Regions from separate parts of the Mus musculus genome. Here all the other regions are linked to region 3. A link is a loop called in an ENCODE intact Hi-C map of the cell type or tissue named here. Cell type or tissue: left cerebral cortex. All regions are shown on one strand. Region 1 overlaps Tg (thyroglobulin). Region 2 overlaps Tg (thyroglobulin). Region 3 holds the start of Ccn4 (cellular communication network factor 4).

What was found. Hi-C counts contacts between places; a loop is a spot of excess contacts. Peaks named below come from ENCODE experiments on the same cell type or tissue, not always from the same donor. Only the 100,000 strongest peaks of a DNase experiment are listed, where the experiment ranks them.
Region 1: a loop joins it to region 3, with 3.0 times the contacts of the local background. A loop is called at or near these places in 13 of 42 quality-filtered maps.
Region 2: a loop joins it to region 3, with 5 times the contacts of the local background. A loop is called at or near these places in 3 of 42 quality-filtered maps.

Annotation. Positions count from the first base shown.
Region 1 is chr15:66,725,928-66,733,927 of GRCm38, forward strand. Tg (thyroglobulin) reads left to right here. Exons shown (of 48, transcript NM_009375.2): 27 at 3,589-3,756. Among named protein-coding and RNA genes, the nearest start is that of Tg, 59 kb to the left of the region's middle. In left cerebral cortex, a CTCF peak has its summit at 4,260 (motif pointing right); DNase peaks (open chromatin) are centred at 2,218, 3,208, 3,765, 4,262 and 3 more places; H3K27ac peaks cover 853 bases.
Region 2 is chr15:66,771,138-66,779,137 of GRCm38, forward strand. It overlaps Tg (thyroglobulin), which reads left to right. Exons shown (of 48, transcript NM_009375.2): 41 at 2,142-2,344. Among named protein-coding and RNA genes, the nearest start is that of Sla, 57 kb to the right of the region's middle. In left cerebral cortex, no CTCF peak of the experiment used is centred here; DNase peaks (open chromatin) are centred at 21, 339, 1,021, 1,313 and 3 more places; H3K27ac peaks cover 303 bases.
Region 3 is chr15:66,887,845-66,895,844 of GRCm38, forward strand. It overlaps Ccn4 (cellular communication network factor 4), which reads left to right and starts at 3,525. Exons shown (of 5, transcript NM_018865.3): 1 at 3,525-3,790. The coding sequence starts at 3,722. It overlaps Gm46514 (a long non-coding RNA gene), which reads right to left and starts at 3,487. Exons shown (of 3, transcript XR_001781648.2): 1 at 3,416-3,487. In left cerebral cortex, no CTCF peak of the experiment used is centred here; DNase peaks (open chromatin) are centred at 3,522, 4,919, 5,617 and 6,345; H3K4me3 peaks cover 1,535 bases; H3K27ac peaks cover 2,067 bases.

The DNA of each region.
Region 1 (8,000 bases), 160 kb before region 3:
AGAGGCTGGGAGACTCCCATCTGTTGTAAGGATTACTAGCGGACTAAGTAAGATTGTCAGCATGGTGAGTGGATGGCTGAAAAATAGCTCACACTTTTTTCCTGCCTACTGTCCTTCCCCACCCCCTGATAAAATTATTGAGAGAGAAAAGGATAATTGGTAATTACTAGGTCCTAAAAGAACATTAAATACAACTTTGGAAACCTATGGTAAGTGTTTTGTCCTATTCAGAGAGAGAAAAATGAAGTTTTCTTGGGTCTCAGACAGAGTGTAGACTTTTATGTGGTGCCATGAAGAGAGATGGTAGTCCTGGGCAGAGGAGGAAGACTACCGAAAGTAAGTGCAAGATAAAGAGAAGGAACACTGAGTTAGCTGGATTCCCAGGGTAAGGAGAACTAGCAGAGGGTGGTCTTATCTTAGGAAGGAGCAGGAGGGAGAGGTTTCATCAGGGTTTTTTTCAGCAGCATTAACCAGCATTTTCATCTTGAGAACACCTGGAAGCCATGGAAGTTTTGAGCATGACCTGAGCCTTCTTTTGTTTACGGCAAAAAAAGAGGGGGGGGGCTTAGACAGGATCTAATGTATCCTAGGCAGACCCTCTAATTCAATAATCTGGAACTTCATATCCTTCTTCCTCCACCTCCTTAGTTGTAGGATTACAGGTGTGGACCTCCAAACCTGGCTTTCTGTGGTGCTGGAATGGTATTATGCCAGGATCACGGTCACAGTTGCATTTGAAGTCAGCACTCTGGCTGGAGTGTAGAACGGAGCAGATGAGGCTGACTTGGGTATGGAGTGGTCAAGACAGTGAGAAGTCATGCAGGAGACCTGGTGGCCTGGGCTATTGTGGTGACAGTGGCATGAGGAAAAGGAGACAAATTCAAAAGGACTCTGGATGTGGGTAGTAAGAAAGAAGGAGACATGTGGCTGGCTCACATGGTAGGAGTCTGCTCTCTGGTAAGTCATGCATAGCAGAGACGCCAGGTTATCTATTGCATGACACCAGAGGGAGAGTTGGGGAGTCTTCTCTGGGTACAGTAAGTTTGAAACACTTTTGAGACATTTATAAAACATGCCTCACTTTGGATGAAAAGCTTCAGAGTCTGGAGGGGCAGAGTGGATGAAAGACAGAAAGCACTGGATGGGAAGTAGCATCCAGAGTCATCAGAGAGGACACATGGAGAGAAGACAGCAACCAGTGGGGCAGCCTCAGTGCTTGGTCGCATCAGAAGTAGTAGGATAGGGCCAAGGAAGCAGCTCAGTTGGTAGAATGCTTGCTGTATATGCCTGTGGCTCTTGGATCCATCTCCAGCACCACAGAAAGCCAGGTTTGGAGGTGCACACTGTATAACTACTACTAAGGAGGTCAGGGAAAGAGGATAAGAAGTTCAAAGTCATCACATCAGAGGGCTGCCTAGCGTACATTAGACCCTGTCTTCATTTGTTTTAAAATAGAAGAATGTTTGAGTGCAAGTGAGGATTCTGGGGGCAGGGGTGGCCATCGGTGATGGGTGAGAGGGTGAGGAATGAGTGGGTCATAGCCCAGTGACTACCTGAAAGAAAGGTAGAACCACTAAGCAAGGAGAAAGAAACCCAGGGCAGCTTAAAGTAACCAAGTGAGGGAGGGTAGTATGTGCAGGGGGCTTGAGAGTCCCTCATGCTGCTGACAGCTCAAGGGGACTAATGTTGGAAGATGCCCAGCCCAGCTCTCTGCATCAGTAGTGGTAAAAAGGAAATGGGTTGGGTTTTGTTGTTGTTTTTATTGAAACACTATCTTTCTTATCCTGTTAGAATTTACTATGTACCCAAGGATGGCTTTAAACTTGTAACCTTCCTCTTTCTGCCTCTTCAGTGCTATTATTATAGACATGTTCCATCATGCCAGGTTTATGTGGTATTAGGGATTGAACCTGGGCTTTATGTATGCAAAGCAAGCACTGTACCAATGAAGCTACATCCTCTACCCCAGAATGAGATTGTTTAGTTAAAAGATGGTTAGAACAACTTGATTCTTAATCATCCTTTTGGTTTCAGCCGTATACAGTGTGGGTTCCTATTAGTATTTAGATGGGCAAATTATCAACTGTCCCTCGCTTGTGCATCAACACATGTCTTTCTCCATACCCAAGTTTAGAAAGTCTGTCTTCAGAGACAGGATGCCTCCTTGAACTAAACATATATTCTGCGGGCGCGACTGTTTCTCCAGATGCTGTGTTACTCAGCAGACCATGTGATGCTTCCATGGAAACACTGACTTCATTTTCCCTGGGATCATATATGAAGGATCATTTTGTTCCATGGGGGCAGTGAGCCTTCCAAGCCCTTCTTTCCACAACACTGTGGTTGGCAGCCTGCTTTCTATTCCTTCCAAGTCTAACTTGTCATCAGTGAATTGCCCAGCACTTACCCACCCCTACCCTCACATGCAGTGTCAGAATTTGGGCCCTTGTGACATGGCTAAAAACATCTGGCTGTCCTTCCCAACTCATCTGGTACAGGGGGTAGTTAGGAGTTTTAATTCAGGGGGCTTTGGCTGGACTTGCTGAGATCTGGGGACAAAATCCTGTTACACCCTTTATTTACCACAGCATTCAAAACCTTTAGTTTCTTTAAAATTCCTCCTTTCCCTTACCCCTCCTAGCCATCCCTCACAAAAGCTGCAGCTGCCTCTAGCCTCCTCTGACTACCTTCCTCTAAATCCCAATGGATGGGTTATATTTTCAATGAGGAGTAGTTAGTGATAACTCCTGAGGGTCCAAACCTGCATTGTAGTGGAGGCTACTGGAAAGAGGGACTCTAAGGAACTCCCATGCCTTAAGGTTTACATAAGTGTCACTGAAACTAAAGGATGTGATTAGCAAGTAACTGGTCCCTATCTTAGAAACATGAGGAAAATGTGTGGCTTCTTATCTGGGGGTCAGGGTCAAGGGCACCAATTCTGAATTAAATATGTTACTATTCCCCCCTCTCTCCCTACTTCCCTCCTTCTCTCCCTCCCCTCCTGCCTGGTTTTTCCTTTCCCCCTTACACTCTTGATCACTTTTTCTCTCACATAAACCATGGTGCTCAGACTTCTTTTGAGCTCCCACATTTTTATTGTACCCAGACTGCTCTGCGGTTCTACAGCCAGCTCAATCTGCTCCTCAACGCAGCGGCTGCTGCCTCCACCCTTTCACTATTGCTCAGACACTAGAAAAACCCACTTCTCCTTTTGTAGTGTCTCAGTCTCACAGTCCGTGATATGAGGATATCTAATGAGGCCTGGACTCTTGAGCCAGGCTGTACTGCAGAGTCTTCTGTGTGCTCATTGTGGACATTAACTCCCCAATAGCATCTCAACCCTCATGTGACAACATGACAAAGTCCACAGCTGGTGCCAGCAACTGAACATGTCCACAATCCTCCCTGTGTAGTACATTAGTGCCACATAAGAGGACGGCTAAGGCTATCTTTGAAAAGTGAGTTGAAAGCAGGCTTTGGTGCCCCAGTGTCCCTGTCCCATCCTCAGGCAGCCCAGGCTCTCAGAGTAAAGGACAGCTGTGCATGGCCCTCATGGTTTCCCTCACACTGGCCTATTCCCTTTGGCAGGGCCCACCATCTGTGGACTTCTCAGTTCTCCTGACATTCTGCTTTGCCACATCAATGACTGGAGGGATACCTCTGCTACTCAGGCCAATGCTACATGTGCTGGGGTGACATATGACCAGGGGAGCCGCCAGATGACCTTGAGTCTGGGAGGCCAAGAGTTCCTGCAGGGTAAGTAAGCCTCTATATTTCACCATGCTTCTAAGTTCCTCTTCCCACCAGTGAGGGCTCTGTTAACTTCTTAGATGCAGGTCTACATCCTGAGAGCTTGTACCCCTATTCAGCTTCAAAATTACCAGGTACAGATACATCCTCATCACACTGACCTCACCCTCCAGGCTCCGCAGGTTCCATTTATAGTATAGAAGGAAATGGCACCCATGAAGCTGCACAGGAAGCTAATGGCATGCATATATGTATATGTATATATATATATATATATATATATATATATATATATATATGTCTATCATCAAAACATTAAGTTGATTTATTTGATTTAGCTTTCAAAGCTTCAGCTAGCTGGGTCCAAGGTCCCTTAGGACTCTAACATGTCCAGCTGCTGGTCCATTATCCTTGGGCCAACTGGGGCTGGTCCTGCTCCGGCTGGTTTCCTCCTCACTGGGAATGAGTGTACTCTTTTCCAGCAGGTGGCAGAGGCAGGACAGAATAAGGAAGAAGTGCAAGGCTTCTGAAAGTCTATAGACACTCATCTCTGCCTCATTTTTTTGGTGCATAAATAAACCGCATGGGGAAACCAGAAGCCAAAAGACAGGAAATACTGTTCCATTAGTAGGAGGCATTGCAAAGTCTCATGTAAAATGCCTGCAGAGAAGTAAGGGTGGAAGACTATTGCAAGCGACCCTGGCTGTTCCCCTGGGAAGTTAATGCACCCCCTCTTCTAACCACAGGGGTACAGGGACAGGCCTGTTAGAGATGATGGTGATGTACAGCAGGCAGAGAGAACTGCAGAGCCCGAGAGCAGGCCTGCCCTTCAGCTCACAGAGAAGGGTACTGAGTTTCCAAGGCCTCTGACCTCCCTGTGACAGTCAGGCCTCCTTTTTGCCTTCTTTCCGGCCTACCCCTCTTAGCATGCTCAGTAAAGAGGACAGGCTTTCCTTTCTGTCCTAAGATGCCATTGGCCAGGCCAGTGCTGTTCACAAGGTTAGCCACACTGGGGCCAGTATCGCCCACAACTGGTAAGACATGCTACGTCTCAGGCCACCATGCCCAATAGGACCAGGAATCTGTGTTCTGAGAAGCAGTTCCAATAATTCTTAAACCAGTTGCCTGCTAGGTTGGAAGAGAGGATAGCAATATCGGTTGTCATAGAAACAAAATACCTCCTAGGACTGTTAGGTCAGATAGCACCAAGGCTGAGACCTGCACCTACACAGTGATTCAAGGACAAGGGATGCACTGTCATTGTAATCATTCTCATCTTACAGCTGATGGGAAACAGGCACACAGGAGTTAGGTCACTCCTAAGGAGGCACCTGGGCCTAAAACCAGGCTCTGGAAGTCTTAGCCACTCTCGTACTCTCAGATATGCAGAGAGAATTTTGGATGATATTGTATTATTTTTAAAAAACTCCTGCTGATACCCAGAGCAATATAGTATGCATGTTATTCTTTGAAGAATTATATATGCCTTACTAAATTTTGGACTAGTGACAGAGAGTTTAAAATCTAGTGTAGAAAACACATAGGCAATCTGCGTGGCACACCCAACCAAAGCCTGGAAATACACTGCAGAATCTGGCAGAATTCCAGGGAGCTGAAGTAGCTTCTTTTGGTGGTAAACAGAATCAAACAGCTTATTTATGGGATGGCTGCCTCACAGATGGTCTTCATTATTCTGAGAGGCACGCAGGGTGAAAACAGGCATTTCAGGAAAGACGTGATAAGTTGGCAGCAGTAAGTCACTGAACTGCTTATGCTGAGCGTGTGCTTGCTGTGTGTGTTCAAGGAATGTGCCCTGGCTTGGCCTCCCTGCAACGGAGTCACAACGAAAGGCCTTTGAAGGATTTAGGCCTTTCATCTGCTCATCTGGCTCATCTGTTCCTCTGTGTGTGTGTGTGTGTGTGTGTGTGTGTGTGTGTGTGTGTGTGTGTCTGTGTGTGTGTGTCTGTGTGTGTCTGTGTGTGTGTGTGTCTGTGTGTGTGTGTGTCTGTGTGTGTGTGTGTGTGTGTGTGTGTGTTTATCAGTAGACAACGTTTTTGGGTATCATTCCCTAGTGCCTTCCAGTTTTTGTTTGCGACAGGGTCTCTCATTGGCCAGGGGTTTCACTGAGGCTAGCATAGCCGGACAATAAAGTTCCCAAGGATCTGCTTATCGCTACCTTACATTTCACCATCGCTGGAATTACAAGCATTTGCCTAGCTTATTGAATGGGCTTAATGGAACAAACTCAGGTCCTCACATTTGTGAGGCAAGAGTTTGCCAACTGAACAATCTCTCTAGCCCAAGCTTTGGGTTTTCAATTCAGTCGTGTGTGTGTGTGTGTGTGCTATGCATATATGCTACATGTATGTTTCTGTGTGTGTGCTATGTGTATGTATATGGTGTGTGTGTGGTATCATATATATAGTGTTTGTGTGTTGTGTATGTATGTAGGCATGAATGTGTGTGTGTGTGTATGTGTGTGTGTGTGTGATGTGTGTGTGTGTGATGTTCTATGTGTATGTTTGTGTGGTGTTGGAGATATGTGTGTGGGGTCTGTGATATATATATACACACACACACACATATGTGTGTGTGCGTGTGCATGTGTATATATATGTGTGTGTGTGATGTTGTATGTGTGGTATCTGTGTATGTATATATGTGGTGTATGTGAGTATGTATATATATATATATATATATATATATATATATATATATATATCTGATGTGTGTGTGTGTGTGTGTGTGTGTGTGTGTGTGAGTGTATGTTCTAAACTGGGGATTTTTTTTTCCAAGTTCCAACTATCTGGTCATTCACTTGTATGTCCCATGGCAATCCTCAGTAGGGTGCATTTCTTTTGTTTATCAGCTAGCTACTAATGTCACAGTTGAATAAAGCAGAGACCTGGACCAAGGTTATCCAGGCTTAGATCTGATATCGAAAGCTAATGTGGGTAGGGTCCTAGTTTAGGAATCTACAACTCAGTAGACTCCACTTCCTTTAAACAGGAAGCACACCAAAGTCTGCTTTTCAGTGTTATTTTCATGATCCTTTGGACCACCTGCTGAGGCAAACAACCCAGGGAATGCAGGTCAAACTCCTGAAAGCAGAAAATGCTTTCAAGTCATCTGTGGTTATTGCAGCAAATTGCTTGGCATCTCTGACACTTTGGAATTCCATTCCTCAGATGTCACTGCATTCCTCACTTCTGGACTTGGTCTGAATGCCAGCTCATAGCAAATTCCACTTCAAAGATGGCAAAGGAGAGATGTCAAAAGGCTACTGGAGAGAGGACCAGAGGGTTGAAGGAGGGGTGGTGTGGCCAGCCATGACTTAGTAGTGGTCCTCACGTGATATAACCACAACCTTGGGATATGTCCTCTACCACAAAGCACAACCTACCAGGCAGATGGGAGGCATCAGTCCAGGTGCTGAGTGCAAAAGTTGCAAAGCTTTCCATCACCGAGGCCAAGGTGTTCCCCAGCTAGCTGAGGTGATAGATGTGGGCATCACCAAAGCAAAATAAGCCTGCATTTCGTCACCTTCATAGAGTCAAGGGATTGTAGGGCTCCTATGCTCAGTTTCTAGAAACTAGCTAAGTTCTATCTAAGATCACTTACCCCATCCAGGGCTGATTTCTGGTGCCCACATCAAATGAATATCCCTACCACTAACCCTACAGAACACCAAGAAATGGTTTTATACAATCTGAGCCCATGGCAGATATTTTTCCCCTCAAACTACCAGGGGTGTGTGCTGTATGAGAGTGTTCATTGAGAGTGCTGGGTTTCTGTTTAGATTATGAGTCTGAGACTGAACAGAGAAAAAAATGAGGAGTGTTTACCACCAAGAGGAGAGGGTGGAAGAAATCTAATTTTAGCCAGTGTGGCACCAGAGGATGAGAACTTGCCAGAAAATAGAGAAGCCTCTAGCTTTAGTGGGAGGGGAGAGTAGTGGGGGAAAGGAGAGGATATGAGGCATTATCATGGTCAAAGTACATGATAAATGTCAATGAAAATTTTCTTATAAAGTCCATCATTACATATAGTGACTATATGTCAATACAAATTTTAAAGAACCATTAATAACATCAGCAATAAGTCAAATAAGAAAATCTGCCAACAACTGGATATGTATCAAATGGGAAGGATCCAGAAGGTAACACTGTGAAGTATTGCTATCATTTAATTGCTAGCTCCAATTAGTTTTTACAATTAATGATTTATGTATTTGGTGTGTGTGTGTGTAT
Region 2 (8,000 bases), 120 kb before region 3:
AGATTGGATGTGGTGGCAACGAGTGGGTGAGGGTTCTGGAAACCAGCACTTGCACTCTGTAATGCTTGTCATAAAATTCTCAGAGGTGTTTATAGAGTTGGATTGACTTTTAAGACAAAGAGTTCTAATTGTGAGTTAGGATTTGAGTTCCAACTCAATCTCACATTTGCTTCTTGCATCTAGACAAGTTTTTATACTTCAAACAAGTGAAAGCCAAGGTTGAACCAGACCCTTCACAGCTCCGTGACCTATCCCCTGCCTTATTGTGCCTGTGGAGAATATGCCCTGGGAGATATAGACCAAAGTGTTTGTACATTGGGAAGTGTAAACACAGAAAATTTGGGAACTGTGCCCCAGGACTACTTTCTGCTTTCAGCAATTCCTGGCACAGCCCCTGGCACAGAAGGAAGCCAGATTTATCCTTGATGGATGAAGGTCTTACTGAAGAACCCTAGTTCTTATTTCCCAAGAATCTAAAGACTTCCTAATGGCTATGTTAATCCTCATCACAAGGAGGGAAGCTGACTACACAGGCAGCAAGAGTCAGGAAGAGTCCTCTCACACTATTCCTGATGATGCAGGCTATGGATGTCACTTCCTAGATTCACTTTGCTCTTACTCACTCAACACCCTGTTCTCCTGGACTCCCAGAGGTCCAGAGGAAAGAAACACATTGGTCTTGACAAATGGAACTCAGGAGCAATCCAGAAAAGGCCACATCAAGGGCAGCTTTTGCCAATAGCTTCACCAGACCCAGAACATGAAAAGCATTTTAAGAGAAGAGAAAAGCCCACAGCTGGAAGAGTACTTTCTGTTATTTATGTACTCCAGGCTGCTGTTCTCTTCAGCTTTTCAAATACTGGGTCAGGCAACCAGAATGTAAGATTTTCCTACCTTTTCTATTTAGGAATATGGGGTCTTTCTGATACTTTCTTGTTCTATATGGAATCCCTTCAATCATAGCGGTACCTGTGAAATCTCATGAAGAATTGCAAATGAAGCTTGAGGGAGATGTGGGCTGTGTATATATCTGCATGCAGATGGTGATGGGAGTTGCAGAGTGCATGTTCTTTCCTTTTCTCTTTGCTGTGACAATATATCTGACAAGAGTACTTTAAGGAAGCTGGAGTTTCCTCTGGCTCACTCTCACATTTTGAGAGTATATCTGATCATGATTGCAAGAACTTATAGTAGCTGATAGCATGGTCCTCGCCCTCAGGACTCAGAGAGGCATGAGCACTGGTGCTCTGATCATTTTCTCCTTTTCACTCAGCTCAGCAGCCCAGCTCATGGGATAATACCTCTCTCATTCAGTGTTGGTCCTCCTACCTCAAGTCAGCCAGCCTAGAAACTTGCTCACAGTTGTACCCAGAGACTACTGTACTAGGTGATCCCAGAGCATGCCAATCTGATGGCTTCTAAGGGCAGATTCTGAGAAGCCAATATGTGTATGAACTTAGGATGATACCAGAGTGAAGCCTGGTATTCACAGTCTGATATTGGAAGACTAAACAGTACAGTAAACCAACAGGGAGGCTCTGTTATTACAACATGAAACAACCAAAGAACACTGTAGTGTCTGAAAAGAGCTAAGGAGATGTATACATTTTTTTTGTTATTTTGTGTGTATGTATGTGGGTAATTTCATTTAATATGGTGCTGCATCTTCAACAAATAGTTATTAAATTCTATGATATAGGAAAGAGACATGGGTTCAGTGGCACACTTCTAAAGCCACAGAAGATTAGACATAAGAAAGATTGTTCTCCCTTGCCTGGCATGGTCTAGCCTCTGTTTGATGGATCCACCCGTAGTGGAATCTAAGCCATCAAGTGGGAATCATGGCCTTGTCTGGGCTAGAACTAAACATGCATAGCCTCTGCTCTGCCATGGCTCAGAGAGCAGAGATGTTTCCAGTCTCCTGACTAGTCAGTCCAAAGCTGAAAGACAAGTCAAATTAAGTTTGATTCCAAAGCCCACATTCTTCACAATGTCCCAACCTGTGTTTGTAGCTTATGGTACTGGCCTGAGTGGACAAGAACCCAATTCCCCACAAGGAGCCTTGTGTCTCACATAGCACTGTGATTGGAACATCTAAAGCTGTTAGGACACACATGCTAATGACATCCCTCTTTTTGCAGGCTCTGATGAAGTAGCTGGCAACTGGGGGCTGCTGGACCAAGTGGCAGCTCTAACGTGGGTGCAGTCCCACATTGGAGCATTTGGTGGGGACCCTCAGCGTGTGACACTGGCAGCAGACCGTAGTGGGGCTGATGTGGCCAGCATACACCTTCTCATCAGCAGGCCTACAAGGCTCCAGCTCTTCAGGAAGGCACTGCTTATGGTGAGTTGCACAGCTTGTTTTCAGTACTACTCAACAATCTCCCTGACTTTGGAGACTGGCTGGCTGTGGTTGTTGTTGGTCTTCTGTCATTCCTCATGCTATCATTGTTCTTGCTCAAACTATCACTCCAGGCATGAGTGGTGCAGGAGGCTAAAAGGCTTCCTGACTGCTTTCCTCTCGGGTGGAAGATTCTACATGCCTGGGTATCTCTATCCCCTGGATTCTTATTGGGGTTAAATGTTCTTGTCAGTGAAGAAAACTCACTACTCACGAGTTTGCCTAGTGGGCTGAGATGCCAGCTAAGTGGGAATGCTGCTGCTGTTGCTGCTGCTGCTTTTGCTAATGGTTCACTGATGTTGATGGTGACAAGAAGGAAGAAATTATCTAATTGGATAAATCAGGAGCTATTCTGCCACAGACTAGCTTCTGCTTGTATAGAGAATCTGGCTGGTCAGCAGCTCTGTGTTAGATGCTCGAGTTCCATGATAAATCAGACACACGTTACTTCACAGGAGGCTGTGGGTTCCAAGGCAGGACACACAACATGCATAAGGCAGATATTTTTAAAGGATAGTAAGACGTTTAAAAAGAGGCCCCTGACAAGGATACTGGATGGTAACAGTGTGAAGGGTCACGGCCCTGCAGGGAATATCTGAGTGAATTGCTAAAGGCTGTGGAAGCATTGACCACCGGCAGAGCTTTGGTGACAGTGACAGTGTGTGGACAGTGTTTGCAGTAGTGCCTGACTGGTGCATGCATAGAAACTACCCAGGGGGTTTGCTTGTGCATTTGTCCAGATATTTGCTTGTCTCTTCTTATGATCCTAGCCATTTGTAAGAGTCTGATCAGTGGCACTAAGGACATTCCAGAACTTGGTCTTGCCAAGTAAGCTAGGCTGGCCGGTGAGACTCAGGGATGGAGCTGTCTCCTCCTCCCCAGTACTGGGAGTATAAGCATATACTGGCATATTCAACTTTTTTACGTGATTCAGATTTTACAAATTTTTAAATACATGTTCTGAAGTGTGGGTGACCGTTATTGCTATCTGGTGCCAGAACTATTTTTATCTTCTCATGTACTCAAAATCCACTGAATGGGAGCCCTGTACTTTCTTATCCACAAAGCCACAGCAAGTCTGTCTTCTCCTTCCTTCTGATTTTCTCTAATCTAGGACTTCATGTTGCTAAAAACACGGGGTGTTCATTATTTCTGTATTTCATGTAGCATACCATCTCTAAGGTTCACCAAGAATATACTAATTTTATAAATGTACTCTAGATATGAAAAATATCCCATAGTAAGGATTGACCAGTGTGTGTATACATCTGCTCATCTGTGATAGATACCCATTATTTTCCTTTTGGCTACAGTACTTCTAAGAGCAAGGGGTACATCTGAGGCTTTTAAAGAAGCCAGGAAAGTGGCTTGAGATCCCATCTTGGAAAGATTCCCTTAGAACTGAATAAGAAGAAAGTTTGTGACATGAGTATTACAGGCATAGAAATAGTGAGGAGGCCTCCAGTAATGCAAGCTAAGGAAACATCGAGGTATTTGGGGAAATGACTCAGCCAATAAACTTCAGAACATGTGTTTAGAAATTCATAAAATATGGATCATGTAAATAAGTTGGATATGGTAGTGTATGCTTATATTCCCAGCACTGGGGAGGAGAAGACAATTCCATTTCTGAGTCTCACTGGCCAGCCTAGCTTACTAGACAAAACCAAGCTAGAGTAATACCCTATGTCAAACAATTACAATACACAACAACAGCTAATGATTTCTGCTTAAGGACTGACATCCATGGTTCTCCTCTGGCTTCCACATGTGCAGGAGCACAATTGTGCCTACACATATAGTTACTCACATATATGCACATGTACATGCACATGCACACACAGAAACAAGAGAAGACGAGGAGCATTTAAACCAAAACCTTGAGCCTAATACTGCATAGACCTGCTTTTGCCAGTAATTCTAAACCAGGTAACTATATACTCTAGCCTCATTTAACCCTTCTGAGACCCATACCTTTGATTATGAGGGAGGAGAATGTCACTGCTTGGCCAAAACTGATGCTTGATGGTACTGTCACTGTCCTTGACAGAGAGAAGAGCCACTTGCCTCTCTGTTTCCCTCTTTGAGCTGCAGGGGATTTTTCTATTCCTTGGACTTTTCTATACCTGTGCATATGTTTTCATTCACAAAGAACACCCCCATCCTTTTCCCCTGCCCATTCATCATTTAAAAATTCCTTCCAGACTTTTGTCTCAGAACTAAGCTCTTTCTATGGTGTGTGTTACCCAAATATTTCCTGTACAGCACCTGTCCTGATTTCCACAAGAAACTGATTACTTTCAGGGCCAAGTCAGCCTCTGCTACATATCCTATATCTGAAGAAGAATAGCTAGTGTACCTTTTCCCCCAGGTGCCTGGCTCAGCACACCTAGCAGTAAGCAAGTGCTATGCAGTGGACACAGGCAGCCAGTGTGCAAGTGAATAAACAGGTAATCTGGTGTTCTCAGGGACCCAGGGATCCCAGTGTGCCACATTCTTCCTGGCATATGCTTTCTTATGCTTCTTGCAGCTTGGTTCCATTTTGAAGTAGATCCAAGTGATGAGAGCTTGGAGCATGAGGATCTTCCAGTTCTTAGTGTTAAACTCAGTCTTTTGTGCTCTAGGCTGATCCTGGAGGTATTCCTCTCAGCCCCTGTTAGCAACCAGACCCCTTTTAGGACCTAGAGATGCTTAAATACCTTCACTGGGTCCAGAAGGCAGACTTTTCTTTGTGGAGTTTTAAGTGTTTGAGGAATGTCAGAAACAAATGGCAGTGCATTTAAAAATAACCCCTCCGTCTGCTTTACACATTTGGAAGCAGCTTTTACAACCACTCCCAGAAGTCCTTGGGATCGGGTGAGCTTATTTGGAACTGAGCAAATAGAAATGCTTCAATACATTCATGGCTCTTGCAGTGTTCTTTACCAACCGATGTCTGGGGAAAGGGTGGAAGCTGCTGGCTTATGCCTAAGATCTAGTGCTCTCTGTGAACCCTGGTTTGGGGACTGTTGACACAATCATCCAGAGAAGCTGCTGTGCTGGTAATTAATAAGCTATATTTAGTGTCCTGTACTTGGCAAAATTTTCATTATCTTATATCAGATGCTTCCCACTGACTGGCACAGGCTCTTTATTTTGCTTTCTAGCTTGAGATGAGAAATGTGAGGCTTAGAGAATTTCACCAACTTAACAAAGTACACGTAGCAGAGAAGAGACTTCATGAGGGATCAAGACCTAAGTCCAGGTCACCTGTTGTTCCTCATTATGAAGCTGCTCTTCCGGTGACAGAGTTCTCTCTTAATGAGGTCGTACACGCCTTTAACCCCAGCACTCGGGAGGCAGACGCAGGTGGATCTCTGTGAGTTTGAGGCCAGCCTGGTATACAGAGTGAGTTCCAGGATAAGCAGGCTACACAGTAAAAAGATGTCTCAAAAGCAAAAAAACAAACAAACAAGATGTACTTTAAAAGTGGTCAAACTATGACTAGGTAAGCCTAGATAATGATCCTTTGGCAAAACCCTTCACCTAGAATTTTTTAGCATAAAATTAGTATATTTAATTCTACTGCCCAATACATTAAGAAACTGATGTGGCTAAGGCTTCGAAGCTGCTATCCATGCTAGAAATTTGAGCCTCTTACTACCTCCAATTCCAAAGGAATCCACGTCTTCAATTGAAAAAGTCCCAGGATAGCGTATCTGCCCTGGGCCAGGTTCAAAAAGAAATTAGCTTGGCATAGCAACACATCTGACAGAGCTGAGTTAGGCCAGCTTTCCAGGGAGAGTCAAGGCTGTTAACCCAGAACTGTCTGTTGTTCTCCCGGTCAGCTGCAGCCTCTGGAATTCAGCTGAATCTGTACCCATCCTTCCCTGCTCCATTCCCATGTGACCATGGCCATCACAAACCCTGGAAAGTGCCCTGCGGTGCCAAATCTCAAGCCTATAGGCTATATATGTCCCAGGATAGCTATGGAAATGGCCCAGAATCTTTGTAGATGGCATCATGGACTAATCAAAAGATCAGACACCCCTCTGGGCATATTTATCCTCAGTGGACAGTGTATGTTAGGTCCCTGGAAATCTCTTTCCCAAGGCTCCGAGCCTTGCCCATTCCCCCAGTGTAGGGAGAAGTTTCCACTAGCAACAAGATAACATAGTTATCGGCTTTGAGGAATTCTGCCTGATTTTTTAAAAAATTACTGTTTTATGTATATGGGTATTTTGCCTATGTGCATGGTGCCTGCAGAGGTCAGAGAGGGTATTGGAACACCTAGAATTAGAGTTACAGATGACTGTGAGCCAGGGCATAAGGGTTGAAAATGGACCCCAGGTTCTTTGGAAGAGCACCCACTGTTCCTAACCACTGAGCCATCTCTTCAGCCTCCTGCCTGACTTTACATTGTTATTCGCCTAACAAGAGTGATTCTCATTCTACCATATCCAAATATAGCCATTCTTTCAGGATTTTAATTATCTTATCAGGTTCTTAGCACTCAGCATTGCCTCTGGTTTGTAATCCACAGCCAATACCCAGGAGGGTGAGAGAATTCTGACATGGTCTCACAAACTGTTGCCTATGATTGATGCCTGTAACATAGTGGGAGTGTTCTCCTCTAGCTCGTCTCCTTCTAAATTGTTCTGGCCAGTCTTGAGCACAAATATTTCTGTACAGATTTTATAATGACTTTATTGATGTTTTTCTAATAATTCTCCTGGGAATTTGAGTATAACTTCACAGAATTTTTAATCTATTGATTTTATGGGTAGGTCTATGTCATTATAATGTCTAGTCTTGGTCCATGAATTAAGCTGATAACAGAATGGTGAATACAATATTTGAGTGTCCTTGGATTGTTTCATAGAGTTTTAGATAGTTTTTCCATGGAAGTCTTTGTAATCATGAGTTGAGACCCTTAGCATGCCATAATTTGGTTGGTGTGAATGGCATATTAGTTTTTATGGTGTTTTCCAGTTGGTTGATACTTGTGTTCAGAAACAAGCTGATTCAGAAAGTTTCCTACCTCTAGCGTTAATTTGAATGTCTTGTCTGCTGGGTACATGAACTAGCTTCGTTCTATACTGCTGGAGCAGCCTCAGATGGAGTGACTTAGAGACCCAGCACCAAAGCAGCTCAGAGGATAGAGCCAATACCTTCTAATTACAGAGCATTTCATAAGATGAGAAGCTGAGTGCCTGTGATAGTTTGAATGAAAACTCCTCCGATAAGTTCACAGGAAGTAGCATTGTTTGACAGGACTAGGAGGTGTAGCTTTGTTGGAGAAGATACAGCATTTTTGGAGAAAGTGTGTCACTGAGGGTTGGTTTTGAGGTTTCAGAAGTGAGCCAACGCTCATTCTTCCTTCTGCCTGTGGTTCTAGATATAGAATTCTCAGTTCCTCGCCAATACCATGTCTGCTTGCATGCTGCCATGATTCCCACTGTGATGATAAACAACAAATTTCTGAACTGTAATCTAGCCCCATTTAAATGTTTCCATTTTTAAGAGTTGCCATGGTCATGGTATCTTTTCACAGTAATAGAAACCTTAACAGGACAGTTTCTGTATTATACCCAGGGCACTGGTTTCTTGTAGAAGCTTC
Region 3 (8,000 bases):
TCCCTGGTGGCCGACAGCAGTCATCTTGTGCCCAGCTCAGATCACTGTGACTAGAACCAAGGGCCCAAGCACAGAATAAAATATTGGGCAGAGACCCTGTTGGACCCCAAAACACATAAGAGGGCAAGGGCCCATAAAACTCATGCCCAGCATCCCTTGGCTGCAGCCATTAAAGGGATTAGGAGACCCTCCCAAAAAGGACGGCACCATCCACAGAGGCACTGTGAGTACACGGTGGTAGTATGGTCCAGGGTGCATTGTCCCTTGGGTCCCAAGAAAGGAGGTGGAGTCTGTGCCCAACAGCTCAATCCACCGACTACCACTCAGGGTAACATCCCAGAGCAGCAATGCCACCACCAATGTGCATGCTTAAAAGCCCAGCCAGGGCCTGCATAGATCTGGGCCTCTGACACCTGCACACAGTGTGGGCTCCCAACATGTTCATAGGAAGGATAAATGGCAAACAGGCTGTGAGCAGATCTAATGCAGATGTCAGCCTTGGAGCCTCAGGGTACTTGGTCCTGAGACTGAGTCTGGAATCTAATGTGCATCTGGCCCTGGTCAGCCCAGCCTTGCTGCCTGGTGGAGGAATGCTCTTCTCTGACCCTAGTCTGTGAGCCCTTCCCCCATCTCCTCTTTGGAATTTATTTATTATTTACAGCTGCTCCGGGAGATCTGCCAGGACACCTCCTGCCTGCCCGACTGCCGTGGCAGCCAGTACAGATACCTTTTCTGAGATAAAGTAGAAAGCAGAGCTTTGAAAGAAACAAGGGGACAGGCAAACACAGTCCTTCTGGGACCTGTATATGTGTGGAGGGCTGAGGGAATGGGGCACAGAAATGCCCTAGGTCAGCTTCCCACCATGGGAGTATTACCAGGACAGGGGCCAAAAAGATGGAGAACATTCTGAAGCAGGGGTTAGAGAAGGGGCCTACTGAGCATGTGCTCTGCGTTACTCTCGCCTACAAGTGTAACACACACACACACACACACACACACACACACACACTCACTCCACTTTCTCAGGGCCAGGAGCCACAAGAAGGAAGCCAGAGCACAGAGAACTCATGTGAGTTCTCCAAGGCCACCCAGCTGAAAGTGTCAGGAAGCAGGAATTCAACCCAGTTCTCTTCAGAAAGCCCTGGTCCATGGGAATAGTCACGTGGGAATGATGTCAGGTACGGAGATAGCCAGAGAATGAGTCCTCAGTCCCACATCCTGAGTGACTCCTAAAAGCTAAGAGTCTATCTGGGTCTGCTTTGGGGAATTGAAGGTATTCCCGCGCCTCTCACTAAAGGAGCCAGATGGAGTTAAGACTTGAAAGTCACACATGACAGATATGAGGCAGCTGTCAGGAGCCATATTTTAGGAAGAAGTGGCTGAAGTAGAGATCAAAGAAGGCTATGGCACCTGCCCTCAACATGGGTCAAAGCCCCACTTATACCATGAGAATTTATACTCAGAATTTATGCTGTTTACTCTAAGATGCTTGTTAGACTTCTGTTCTCTGAGCCTCAATTTCCCCAAAGATAGATCGTTTAAGTGTTTGTTTGTTTTTAAAGAACAACTGTTGAGAAGTTGCCAGAGACATGTGCCTGCCAGTCACCCCAGCTGAAGGGTACGTGTCTATGCCTGCTTTCTGCCAAGTGGCCGTAAATGATTCACTGGTCCCAGTATTTGGGGAAACTTCTTTAATGTTACCTGCTAGCATGCTGGCTTTGCCATGTTCCAGCTACAGAACCAATTGAAGAGTTAATGAGCAGAAAAAAACGACAAGCTGTTGAGGTGGTTAGTCTCCTGGTTCCACATCCCTGCCTGGTTTTGCATTTTGCATATATAATTCCCTTAGGTACTCAAACATCAGTTAATATGGATTGGCTCCAAAGAACAAAATATCCAAATAGCTATGACTAAGGCCATGAGTTGCTGATTCATTTCATATTTGGTTCAATAAGAAGATAAACTCCCAGGAACCCAGATCTTTTCATCAGTCTCAGGGGCTTGTTCTTATACCAAAATGGCTGCTTCAGTTCCAGCCATCACATGAATCTCTCTCTCTCTCTCTCTCTCTCTCTCTCTCTCTCTCTCTCTCTACCTCTCTCTCTCTCTCTCTCCCTCCCTCCCCCTCCCCCTCTCCCTCTCCCTCTTCCTCTCCCCCTCGCCCCTCTCTCTCTCAAGAAATGAGGTCCCCAAACAGCCTCAATTCATGTGGATCCCCTAGATCTCTCAGTTACTGGACCACCAACCAGGCAGCATGCACCAGCTGATATGAAGCCCCCAACAAATATAAAGCAGAGGACTGCTGGGTCTGGATTTAATCAGAGAAGATGCAACTAACCCCTCAAGAGACTGGAGGCCCCAGGGAATTTAGAGGTCTGGTGGAGTGGGGGTAGGGGGTGGAGACATCCTCATGGAGATGGGGGGGGGCAGGAAGGAGGTATGGGATGTGTGGTAGTCAGAGGGTGGACCGAGAGGGGAATAAAATGATTTCAGTGGGTACAGCCACTGCAGCTCCAAACAGACAGCATCCCCCAAACAAGCAGCAACACTGAGCTACCAGGAAACACGAGAGGGGAGTGGTTTGTGCACAGAAGGAAAACTTCATACTTGGTAGGGGACAGGCAGCAGTGAGCAGGTGCCATGGAGTCTGGACGAAGAGAAGAACATAGGACAGGCACTGGCTGGCAGTACCTAGGAGATGACCTTCATTGTCCATAATGCCAGGCTGAGAACCACTCTGGTTTTTCTGAGATGCAGGAACAGGAGAGCAAGGGAACAGGGGAATCTGAGACAGGAGACTGAACAGCACCCTTGAGAAGATGCAGAGGCTATAGATCTGGGTCCTCAAAAGATTCCTCCCCATCCCCCAAACCCCCCAACTCCCACCCCCACACACCCCCACCCTGCCATCTCTTTGTTATGCAAACTTGAGATTTCTTTGACTAGGGTCTGGAAAGAACCAAGGCCAGGAGTTCTGTCCTTCCAAGAATAAAAAATATTCAAAGACACTGAAGACAGGCTAATGGACTGAGGATCCCTGGCAGAGCAGCCTGGCTGGGAGAGGAACTGAACCAGTGGGTATGGCCTTGAGGAGCAGGGCAGACCCTGCTGACAGATCGCACCTCCAGGCGTGTCAGTGATAAATTCTTGTCATTTCTGGCTGGAATAAGAACCTTTTTTGCTTGCCTCTGACTCAGAGGTGGGGAGACAGTGAAGAAAGGCTAGCACAGGGAAGAGCTAAGTGAGATGCAAGTCCTCCCACCCCACCCCCATCCCCAGAGCCCTCTCAAAGTCCTCACAATGCCTCTACCTTCCCTACCTCCAGCCCGCACCCTTCTGTTTCCTCCCTCCTGTCCGGAGAGCCTGAGCCCTCCTAGAGCGTGGAGGATGCTGGGTGAGAATTCATTCACCTTACCCTGTGGAGTCTGGGACTTTCCCTTTAAGAGCTGTCAGAGCGGGGAGGCTGGCCAAGCTGGGCTGGAGGTGGGGACAGAGGAAAGAAAAAGAGAGAGGGGGAGAGTAGCAGAAAAAGTTTTTTTAGAGGAAAATGCAGGGCTAGTCTGTTGGCCTGACGTCAGATGTCGCTTTGACAAACGCCCCCGGGGGCTGAGGAAGGCTCTCCGCTGCTCTGATGGGCCAGCCCAGTCCTGGCCCAGCTCCCTGGAGAGGCATCCGCATCCTCTGGGCTGAGCCGTAGCTCCTGTGACGCTGACTTCCAGGCATGAGGTGGCTCCTGCCCTGGACGCTGGCAGCCGTGGCAGTCCTGAGGGTGGGCAACATCCTGGCCACGGTGAGTCCTGCTTAGAAGGGATCAGTGAGGGGACCTGATCCCTTCCTGCCTGGTTCTGAGGCCCGAGGGACTGGGGGGTCAAGACAAGGTGGGTTGGAATAATGAACAGCGGGAGGAGAGAGATTCTTGAGTCTGAAGAAGGTGGTGGAGTGGGGCAGAAGGCGCATCCCTTGAGAGAGACACCCTGTTTCCTATATTCACAGACAATATACAACAAAATAAGGGCCTGGGGATCTGCACCCTGGACTGGCCCTGTGATCTTGGGTGGGTCACTCACGAATTCAAAGCAGCATAAAATGAGGGGTTGCTAAGAACATCCAGAGCCTACCAGTTTAAAAACTCCAGGACTCGGAGCATCTGAGGTCCCCCAAAGAGAGGTGCTAAGAAACCCCAGGACAAGATGTGAAGGAGCACGCCAGCTTTTAGCAAATCTCCACCAAGCAAGCAAGGTTTGGGTTTACCACCATGAGCACCTTGTGACCCTCCATGGTCTGTTCCTGTCCTGCCATTTCCAGAAGGCATCTGGGTCCTGGAGAGAGGGACATCAGTTTGCACCTTCCAGAGACAGGGAAGGAGACACGTGGCAAAGCAGGGAAGCCTGCTGGAGCAAAGCCGGGGGTGGCTGGGCAAGAGGGCAAGCTGCTAGGGGCAGTGAGTGATGTGGGCAGCTGAACAGAAGGGAGGCAGCTTCCAGCAGCAGGGTGAGCTGCTGGGCAGCTGCTGAGTCTGAGGTTGCCACATGAGGGCCAAAGACAAAGGCTGACACTGACACTGAGTTATACCAAGAACTTCTTTGGGGTGCTAACATGCGTATTCCAGGAGACTTGGAGTTACGGTACAGCAATCTGCCTGTGAGCACAGGAACTCAGTCCATTTCCACTGAAGCTCAGAACTAGACATGTCTGGGACTGGGTAACAGGCACCTTGAGGTGTTACGTGGAGACAATGAACATGTGCAATTTGTACCCAAGTCCTCTAGCCTGTGCACGATGCTTGTTCATGATAGCATCTAACCCTACGACAAGAAAGATTACCAGCTCTATTCACAAAGGATGACCAGAAGCAAATGAATGGCCCAGGGTCGGAATGAGCAAGTGGCCTGGGTCACACTGGCATCTCTTGTGGCACACTTTCAGCACTCAGCCGTCCCAACGTTCCCTAAGCCTAGAGTCCAGGAAGTTAAGCAAGCAGGCCTGCCTCTGCCTTGGGACTGGTTGTGACTGGGTACAAGCCTACAGGTGGCTGGGCCTGGGAGGGCAGGGTGTGGATGGAGAATTGGTGACAGGGGAGCCAGCATCAGAGTGAGGGCACAAGAGGGGAAATTCAAGGCGAGTCTTGCACTGGAGCCAGAGTCTTGCACTTGAGCCTGCTGCTGGAACAGCCAGGACTGAGGGATGGTGGGGAACAGAGTCAGGGCTTTTTAGGGGGTCTCAGTAAAGAGACCTGGAGTCCAGAGGGACCTAGCAGCATCAGTAAGGAGTGTGTCCCCAGAAGCTCCCAGACTGCCCACCCTGTACTCTTAGGAGTCTCCCAGCATCTTGTTTTCCAGGATGCCCTCGAAACCCCCATCCACTGACACAGTACCTCTGATGGTACAGAGCTGGGCTGTGCCCAGAAGTCAGAGCCCGGCTTTGTAACCGAATTCCACACATGGCATCCTCCAGAACTAATACAGACAGGGAGTTCAAATCCAGCAAGGGGCAGGGGGGCCCCATGGAAAGAATGATGTGCATTGGCCATACGGAAGGAAAAGTATGTGGGAAGTGAGCACTGCCAAGAAGACTTTGAGGAAGTAGGCTGGGAGGGGAGACGCTGTCTGGTGTGCATGTAGCTAAATGGGCTGTTGGCAAAAAGCAGGAGGCCAGCTGGGGAGGGGGATGTTCAAAGTGGGGGAGGGAGGCAGATTCTGGGCTCAGATGCAAAGCCTGGTACCTATGACAGTGTTGTGGTTGACGCTCTGTGTGAAGAACAGCTTGTTTTATCTCTTTTCTTTTTCTTGGACAAGTGGTGAGGGCCCACCTGCTAAGTGAAAGGGGAGAGTACGTGAGCCATCCCAAGGACAATGTACATGGCAATACCCACCCATGTGTCATGTCTATGCAGAGATAGAATCCTTGCCTGAGAACAACCAACATTCACTGATGCTCAGAGAGGTTAGATAAATTACCCAAGGCCACACAGCTAATGACATTTGAACTTAAGTGGCAGCTTTCTACTACTCTAAATCCTTGTATAGAAACAGGCTGGACCCTAAAAACACTTGCAAGTTGGAGACATCCACCCATGTGTTCAAATGAGAGATAAGAGAGGGACCAGCCAATGTCTTCCAGGATAAATAGGCTAGGATGCAGGGTCTGCCACTATCTTCTCTCTCTAACCATGTGTGTGGGGAGTGGGGGGCTGTTCACACAACTGTATGTATGTGAGGGGGTGGAGAGAAAGCTGGGGGCAGGGTGACTCATTGTTTGGATAGGGAATGCCAACTCATTTTCTATTCCAAGAACCCCTTACAGAATCCCAGGCCTGGACACATGATGAAATCCTCCCTTTAATTGAAAAAGCAAGCATAACCCCACAGACAGCCTCCATGTACCTAGCCATTTCGCAGCTGTGAGTCAGCAGCTCTACCCACCCCACCCCCAGATCAGAGTCTGCAGTGACTTAAGCCCCTGTCTGGCTTAGCCCCACCAGGATGCTTCAGGAAAGCTGCTGAGAGTTAGTCTGCCCCACTAGCCATAGCATTTGTCTAGGGTTGGCAAATAGGAGGGCTGCCCCATACTATTCCTGAAAGACGTGAGCTCCACCTGTGAGCAGCCCTCTGGTCCTTTGGCAAATCCACATACCACACGCCACACGCCACAGGGTTTAGTGACAGTTCTGTCTATGCCAGCTGAGTGGGGAACTACCACCTAGTACAGGAATCAACTCTCAAGGCTGCTGTAGTGTCCCCCTCCCCACCATCTCTCAGGGACTTCAAGGCTATGTCCCCAGTGTGACTCCACTGAGAACAGAGGAGTTAAAGCCACAGCCAGACTACCATAGCCATAGAAGCCACTTAGGATTGGGAAGTGGGGGGGGAGTGACTATGAGGTCTCAGCGTTAGGCTTTGGCATATGAGTTCTTATTGTCATCAAACCATTGATGCCTCACTAGGCAGCCGCAGGAGAATAAGAGGCCCACTCGGTTCTGGCACACAGCTTTACCCTCCATGTTGACCAACACATTTGAACACTGTCCGCTGAGAAGACAAGAGCGTGCTGTGATCCGGACGCTCATTGCCCATTGCAGCTTTTCCAGCATGGGCCACTGGACCTCTGCGCTGCAGCCAATCCCTCGGGCACGCTGAGTGGTGCCTTGGACTGCAGGCATCAGTGGAGAGAGTCCAGGGCAGTAGACTCTTTCATTCCTACCCTAACTCCCATTGATGGGATATGCTTAGACTGTGTTTTGGGTTTAACAAGACATATGAGTGAAGTCCATTTCACCTGCTTCTGATTCCTTTTGCTATAGCTACTAGAAAATTCCATCTGTGGCTGGCAAATGGACACAAAGGTATTGGATTCAGTGAGAGGAGGGCATTTTGGAGGGTTCTGAGCCAGGCTTACAAGGCAAATATCTTGAGGGGAAAGTGTCCCTGGTGCACCATTTAAAAGGACAAGCATGAGATTCTGGGGATGGGGAGTCCCTGGAGGGGAAGGGTAGAGAGAGAACACACGAGGCCTGCAGAAGCAAGCCCATTCTCCATCCCAGCAACAATGCTAGATCCCAAGCTAGTGGAGGCCAGGATTCAGTCAGGCCTCCAACCCAGGAGTGCAGGCACTAGGGGAACTGGACTCAGTACTATGTGTGTGCAGAGCACGACGGTGAGGCATCTGCTCGACTATGTGCAGTGCAGGGTATCTTCTAAAGCCTGTTATCCAGGACTCCAGCCTTGAGAGGGAGGTTGGTGAGCATCCTAGGAGACTGTGAAAGAGAAAGGAAAACGGGCGAGGTGATGCTGCTACTGTTAAGGGAGATGATGATGATGATGGTGGTACTACTGCTGCTGCTACTGCTGCTGCTGTTGTTGCTGCTGCTGATGACAATAGTGGTAATGAAAGAATGGTGACGATAGAAATGGTGGTGATAATGGTATTTATGATGATTGTGACACACATGGTGGTGACAATAGAAATAGTAGAGATGATAGTGATGATGATGGTGATTTTTA